Regions from separate parts of the Homo sapiens genome. Here all the other regions are linked to region 1. A link is an interaction called in ENCODE POLR2A ChIA-PET data of the cell type or tissue named here. Cell type or tissue: Caco-2. All regions are shown on one strand.

Region 1 (2,500 bases):
TATTTTTAAGAGACTTATCGTATCATTCAGTGTCATACCATAATTTAGCGCAACTAAAATATCATTTTAAAAGGCAGTTTTAAAGTTCATCTGCTAATGAGTAATACAGTTTTGGGAAAAAGTGAAAGTCCTAAAATTTCAGGACTTAGGTCCCCCTACACCCCCGGCCCTCCATGATACATATTTTCACACCAAAAGTAAAGTTGGCCCCTCAGGGATGACATTTTTAATGAGCTTTTACTATTCTGCAGTATAGAACAAATGAAAAGAATTTTTTTTTTTTTTTTTTTTTGAGACAGAGTCTCACTCTGTCACCCAGGCTGGAGTAGTGTCATGATCTCAGCTCACTGCAACCTCCACCTCCCAAGTTCAAGGAATTCTCCTGTCTCAGCCTCCCAAGTAGCTAAGATTACAGGTACCTGCCACCATGCTTGGCTAATTTTTGTATTTTTGTCAACTCCAACTTTATGCCTCCTTGTAAAAATTTTTCAATAAAGAAATTACGGGCCGGGTGTGGTGGCTCACGCCTGTAATCCCAGCACTTTGGGAGGCCGACGCGGGTGGATCACGAGGTCAGGAGTTCCAGACCAGCCTGCCCAGCATGGTGAAACCCCGACTCTAATAAAAAGACAAAAAAAATTAGCCAGGCATGGTGGCGCACGCCTGTAGTCCCAGCTACTTGGGAGGCTGAGGCAGGAGAATTGTTGAACCCAGCAGGTGGAAGTTGCAGTGAGCCAAGACTGCGCCACTGCACTCCAGCTTGGGCAACAGAGCGAGAGTCCATCTCAAAAAAAAAAAAAAAGAAAGAAAAGAAAAAGAAAAAAAGAAATTACAGGGCAGGCGTAGTGGCTCATGCCTGTAATCCCAGCACTTTGGGAGGCTGAGATGGGTAGATCACCTGAGATCAGGAGTTCAAGACCAGCTTGGCCAACGTGGTGAAACGCCCCCACCCTACTAAAAATACAAAAATCAGCCAGGCGTGGTGTGGGCACCTGTAATCCCAGCTACTCCGGCGGCGGAGGCAGGAGAATCTCTTCAACCCAGGGGGTGGAAGTTGCAGTGAGCTGAGATTGCACCACTGCCCTCCAGCCTAGGCAACAGAGCAAGACTCCATCTCAAAACAAGAGAAATTACCGCTGGGTGCAATAGATCATGCCTATAATCCCAGCATTTTGGAAGGCTAAGGCAGGCAGATCACTTGAGGTCAGGAGTTCGAGATCAGCCTGGACAACATGGTGAAATCCACCTCCACTTACTAAAAATACAAAAATTAGCCAGGTGTGGTGGCGCATGCTTGCAATCCCAGCTACTTGGTGGGAGGATCGCTTGAAACCAGGAGGCAGAGGTTGCAGTGAGCTGGGATCGCGCCATTGTACTCCAGCCTGGGGGACAGAGCGAGACTTCATCTCAAAAAAAAAAAAAAAAAGGCATTCAAATGTCATCAAGACATCAAAAAGTCCTGGCATTTGACCAGGGCAGATATCTTAAGCAGGTATCACTGAGTCAACTCTGAGAATTGATAAAGTCATCTCTCCAATCCATGAGACTATGAAGATATACTGGCTATCTGAACTAAAACTGGCTCTCAGTTTACACCATGACTAACAAGAAAGCTTTACATAATCCAGAGATATGATTCATTTCTACAAATAGTTTACTTGGTTAAATATAATGACATTGGGTCAGGATAGCTTAATCCTAGGTCTGCCATTCACAAACAGTAAATCCATATGCAGGTCGCCTATCTCATGAGTCAAGTCACCTTATCTGCAAAATGGAGATAATAAGGATGTTGTGAAGATTCAGGATGTTGTGATAAATTCATACAAAGGTGACTGATACTGTTTGGATGTCTGTCCTCTCCAAATCTCATATTGAAATTTGATCCCCATTGTTAGAGGTGGGGTCTAATTGGAGGTGTTTGGGTCATGGGGACGTATCCTTTGAATGGCTTGGTGTCCTTTTCAAGATAATGGGTGAGTTCTCACTCTATTAGTTCCCAGGAAAACTGATCACTAAAGAGAGTCTGGGCGGTGGCTCATGCCTGTAATCCCAGCACTTTGGGAGGCCAAGGCGGGTGGATCACCTCAGGTCAGGAGTTTGGGATCAGCCTGGCCAACATGGTGAAACCCCGTCTCTACTAAAAATACAAAAATTAGCCAGGCGTGGTGGCAGGTGCCTGTAATCCTAGCTACTTGGGAGGCAGAGGCAGGAGAATCACTTGAATCCAGAAGTCAGAGGTTGCAGTGAGCTGAGATCACGCCATTGCACTTCAGCCTGGGTGACAGAGTGAGACTCTGTCTCAAAAAAAAAAAAAAAAAAAAAAAAAAGCCTTCCCTCTCCCTATGTGATGCCTGCCCTCCTTTGCCTTCCACTATAAAAGGAAGCTCCCCAAAGCCCTCACCAGAAGCAGATGTTGGCATCATGCTTCTTCTACAGTCTGCACAACCATGAGCCAAAAAAACTTCTTTTCTTTATAAATTACCCAGTCTCAGGTATT
Region 2 (2,500 bases), 59 kb after region 1:
AAAAAGTAATATCAATATTTGATTTCTCAGGGCCTGACATACATTAGGAACTTACTGTCAGTGGACTGAATAAATGAAGGGGATGAGTAAAACAATGAGGCTACATAGTTTCTGGTGTCCAATTTTTAAAGGACATATATATAACAGGAGAGAAACAAATATGCATATATACAGATTAATATCATCAATCTTATAAGAACGTTATCAGAACAAACTACATTTTATAAGTAATACAAAGGAAAACCAAACAAGCCCATTGCCTGCATAAATTCAGGAGGCTAAACTAAGAAGAAACAAGAATATTACATGGGAAAGATGGTGTAATATTAACAGATGCAGACAAAATAAACAACTACTCACACCTCCTGCTTTGTATCCATCTTCTCCACTAAGGAGAATTGAATAAAAAACTGGAAAAGGTAGAAGAAACATAGTTAAAAAGTAAATGAAGAGCAAATAAGAAGACAGAGAATATCTAGTCACTTTTAAATTTAGTTTTTTTCTGTGGAGCTTAACTAATCACAGGTCGGAATTAGGCATGTATGCATCTCCAATGTGTGGAAAACAATACTGGAAGAGAACAGTTTCTAATAAGCAATTTTGGACATGAAGAAAAACGTTTCCTAGAAAATATGTATCAAACAATCACAGAAGTTTCAAGTGTAAAAGTTTAATAATCCATCAATATGTGTCCATATCAAAGTCCAGAAGTTTTTATTTGTAAGATGGTTTAAAGGCATAAAAAAAGAAAAAAGGCTACACCAAGAGGTAATTTTATTTCCCTACAAGTGATGTTAAATTTTTATTATCAATAAATTTCTTCTTTTTAGGTAGGCTAGTATAACTAATCCAACACTAGATTTTTTTTTAAGCAAAATAGTATGGGAAAATATCCTGAAAATATTCTTAGGAATAAAATAAAAAAATAAAAACTCAATAATACAGCACAAGCAGGTACTGATAGCTGGAATAAACAACCATAACTTATAATATTAACCAAGAACTAAAGTAAAATTGATAAAATGTCTTCAAATATATTCCACAGGGCTCTATCATTACACTTCAGTCAAGACACTTACAAAAGTCAAATTGTGAAATGAATGTAGGACTCAAAGAATAATAATTAACATGCTGGATGATGAGGATTGTAAGGTTTCAACAGATTGAAAAGATGGGTAAAATAAACTAATTTTAAAATAACAGCAAAACCAGTGGTAGCTAACTTAGTGGAAAAAAAAAGAAGCTTAATCTAAAGCCAAATATTAGGGAAAGCTGATTAATATGCTAAATTACCAAAGATAAGCTATGCCCCAAAGGTTCAAAAATTGAGTAGGGGTAAAGTAGGGCTAACAGGAAGACTGACCATAGTCTACTGAAGCAGCAGCTAGACTCTCAGATTTCTCCCTGACTCTAGCCTAGCAACTGTCTCCTTTCCCATTATGGTACGAAAAAAAGGTTTATTTCTTAGAAAAGGTTATGAAAGGGTCCCTGGACCAAGAAGCATATTAAAACAGGTTGAGGGCAGAGATTACCATTGAAACAGAAGAAGGATTAAGTGAAAGCTGACATAATGAAATATGTCTAGGACTAGACCCTCCTTTCATCCTCAGTCTTCTTTCCTCATAGGGCATAACTCTGAAAGCCAGATAAAGCACTGACAGATTTCTTTGGAAACCTAACCACTTTAAAAAAATCTAAATATACAGACATTAGGTATTCCCCTATGGAAATGAGCAGATCTCAAATAGATAAGATGACATCCAACAAAGTCCACCCACATGCTCAGAGTTTCCAATGTACTTTTTTAGTGTTACTCTATTACATACAAGTAGTCTGAAAGAATTGTCAGGAATTTCATTTGAAGAAAACATTAGACATAAAATACAGAGACTAAAATATACATAGGGAAAAATGACAGGAAGAAAATAGACCAAAGAGAAGAAAACAAAACATTAAAAAAAAAAAGAATATTCTGAATGAGGTAAGAGGAAAATACCATAATCAAAAGCAAAAGGATGCTATCAAAATACAACAATCTGGAGAAACAAACAAAAAAAAAAACAGAAAAAAATCTTTAGCAAATTAAATTATGATAGCAGAAATAAAAAATACAATAGGTTTAGAAAAGGAAGCTGAAAATTTTTCCAAGTAGAACATAAAGGATATAGGAGACAAAGGGAAAAACAGAATCAGTGTGGTTCAATATCCCAACACAAGTTTCAGAAAAGAGAAACGTAACAGAGAAAAAAGAGAATCTTAGAAACAATTCAGAAAAACTTTTCAGAACTAACACTCATAAATTTCAAAACTGAAAAGCAACTCCTCAAAAGCTAAGCACAACAGATAAAAATCACCTGGTGCAGTGGCTCATGCCTGTAATCCCAGCACTATGGGAGGCCGAGGCAGGTGGATCACGAGGTCAGGAGATCAAGACCATCCTGGCTAACACGGTGAAACCCCCTCTCTACTAAAAATACAAAAAATTAGCTGGGCGTGGAGG
Region 3 (2,500 bases), 120 kb before region 1:
CAGGCCGGAGTGCAGTGGTGCAATCTCGGTTCACTGCAACCTCCACCTCCCGGGTTCAAGAGATTCTCCTGCCTCAGCCTCCTGAGTACCTGGGATTACAGGTGCCCACCACCAAGCCCGGCTAATTTTTGTATTTTTAGTAGAGACGGGGTTTCGCCATGTTGGTCAGGCTGGTCTCAAACTCCTGACCTCTTGATCCGCCTGCGTCCGCCTCCCAATGGGATTACAGGCATGAGCCTCCGAGCCCAGCCTTATAAATATTTTTTCAACAGGTTAAAATAATGGGCTCTATTTCCAAGATCATTAAACAATATACAAATATTTTTCCAACAATAAACCATTAATTATCTAGCGGAAATAGCATACCATTAAAAACTGTTAAATTGAGTCCCTTTACTGATAATGACTTTATGTAGGTTCAAACTCTGGTCTCTCAATCTCCTCATCTATAAAGCAGAGTTACTAATATTTCCCTCTTTTTCTATCTTAATAAATGTTTTAATAAGATTTTTTCTTATGTACAAAAATTAGCTTTCTTAAAATATCTAATTCTGATTTATGACATTTGAGTGCTGAATGATGTGAACTACCTGGTTAATTAAAACCCACAAAAAGTATCCCAATGCACTGCCTGATTTATGACAGGCATTGTTGTTGAATTCCTCCCCCTCGTCTACATATAGTACTTTGTAAGTTACAGGGATTTCTGTTACATCATCATTCCCATTTTAAAGAGGATTATTAAAGGTTAAATGAGCAAATCTTGAAACAAAGCCAAATAGGTTTTTTATATATATATTTACTGACTTGAATAATTTTGTAAAGGTGCTAAATGTTAGACAGAAGTCAACAAGGCTGACTTACAGATAAGAGAAATTAAGGGTCTGGAATTAAAAACTAGCTATGAATATCCACTATCTTTCACAGAATTTAAAAGGTCTTCAGCTGTGCCTTGAGCTCGTGTGAGATTAAAAATCCACTTAATGGGCCGGGTGCGATGGCTCACACTTATAATCCCAGCACTTTGGGAGGCCGAGGTGGGTGGATCACGAGGTCAGGAGTTCGAGACCATCCTGGCCAACATGGTGAAACCCCATCTCTACTAAAAATACAAAACCTAGCTGGGTGTGGTGGTGGGCGCCTGTAATCCCAGCTACCAGGGAGGCTGAGGCAGGAGAATCGCTTGAACCCAGGAGGCAGAGGTTGCAGTGAGCCGAGATTGCACCACTGCACTCCAGCCTAGAGACAGAGCGAGACTCTGTCTCGAAAAAAAAAGAAAAAAATCCACTTAATGGCACAGTCTTCACATTTCACACTTTAAAGACAGTAACTATAAGTAGTTACCTATATATAGTTCTTATCTTGAATAACTAATACCTATTAATTTTTCAAAAACAAGTCACCTAAGCTAATTGAAGAGACAGGACCCTCTATGAACCTCTCCTCCTATGTAAACTGTATCCTATTTGAGCTACTAGTTATAACCTCCAGCAAACGACAAATGGAAAAAAATCAGTTCACTAAGCATCTGCTTTATTAGAAATGTATACAGAACACAGAAAAAGTTCAAAAAACATCTTAAATGAGGTTTGGGGGTACATCAGTCACTTGTGTGTTGTTCCTCCTCTTGCAAAGATAGACATGAACTCTAATTGAACATTAGTGAGACACCTTAATGTACTGATACACAAAAATAGCTACCATAAGGCCAGGCGCGGTGGCTCACACCTATAATCCCAGCACTTTGGGAGGCCGAGGCAGGTGGATCACCTGAGATTAGGGGTTCGACCTGGCCAACATGGTGAAACCCCGTCTCTACTAAAAATACAAAAATTAGCCAGGTGTAGTGACACACGCTTGTGAATCCCAGCTACTGGGGAGGCTGAGGCTGGAGAATCACTTGAACCCGGGAGGTAGAGGATGCAGTGAGCTGAGATGGCGCCATTGCACTCCAGCCCGGGCAGCAAGAGCGAGACTGCATCTCCAAAAAAAAAAAAAAAGCTAACCTAAAGGTGCATTTACTATGGCAGACACTATGCTGGGTACTTTCCATACAGTATCAATTGTAACAACTTTGTGAGCTGATATACACAGTATGTTCAGAGAGGTTCATGGTTACAAGCAGGAAGTGACAGAGCTGTTATCTGAACTTAGTTCTGTGACTTCCAGGGCTCAGGTTCTTCTCCCCCACCCCCCCCTTCCCTCCACATACACTCTCTCTCATTAGCACAATCAAAAGAAATGAAAGTTTACTATTATTGCCTTTTAAAATTTGACACATTTCTTTATATGTAAGGGGTAAAAGGCAACATTATCTTATAAACTGAGGCTGACTCAAAAGCAAAGAACAACGGGTGGAAGATACCTTTCTATAAACTTCTAACACTGGTTATGTGACATTCCACATATAGAAATAGTCAAATACTCATCAAAGAGAGGAGACTTAGGGTGGCAAACTCATGCAATCTTATAATCAGAAAGTGTAAAAGAGAAGAAACCT

What was found. Peaks named below come from ENCODE experiments on the same cell type or tissue, not always from the same donor. Only the 100,000 strongest peaks of a DNase experiment are listed, where the experiment ranks them.
Region 2: POLR2A ChIA-PET joins it to region 1 with 8 read pairs; 3 of 35 experiments call an interaction of 5 or more read pairs at or near these places.
Region 3: POLR2A ChIA-PET joins it to region 1 with 5 read pairs; 4 of 35 experiments call an interaction of 5 or more read pairs at or near these places.

The regions. Positions count from the first base shown.
Region 1 is chr10:63,346,797-63,349,296 of GRCh38, forward strand. The region is part of intron 2 of JMJD1C (jumonji domain containing 1C); the gene reads right to left. Among named protein-coding and RNA genes, the nearest start is that of MIR1296, 25 kb to the right of the region's middle. In Caco-2, no CTCF peak of the experiment used is centred here; DNase peaks (open chromatin) are centred at 1,425 and 1,731.
Region 2 is chr10:63,405,771-63,408,270 of GRCh38, forward strand. All of the region lies in intron 1 of JMJD1C (jumonji domain containing 1C), which reads right to left. Among named protein-coding and RNA genes, the nearest start is that of JMJD1C-AS2, 24 kb to the right of the region's middle. In Caco-2, no CTCF peak of the experiment used is centred here; no DNase peak of the experiment used is centred here.
Region 3 is chr10:63,223,796-63,226,295 of GRCh38, forward strand. All of the region lies in intron 3 of JMJD1C (jumonji domain containing 1C), which reads right to left. Among named protein-coding and RNA genes, the nearest start is that of NRBF2, 92 kb to the left of the region's middle. In Caco-2, no CTCF peak of the experiment used is centred here; no DNase peak of the experiment used is centred here.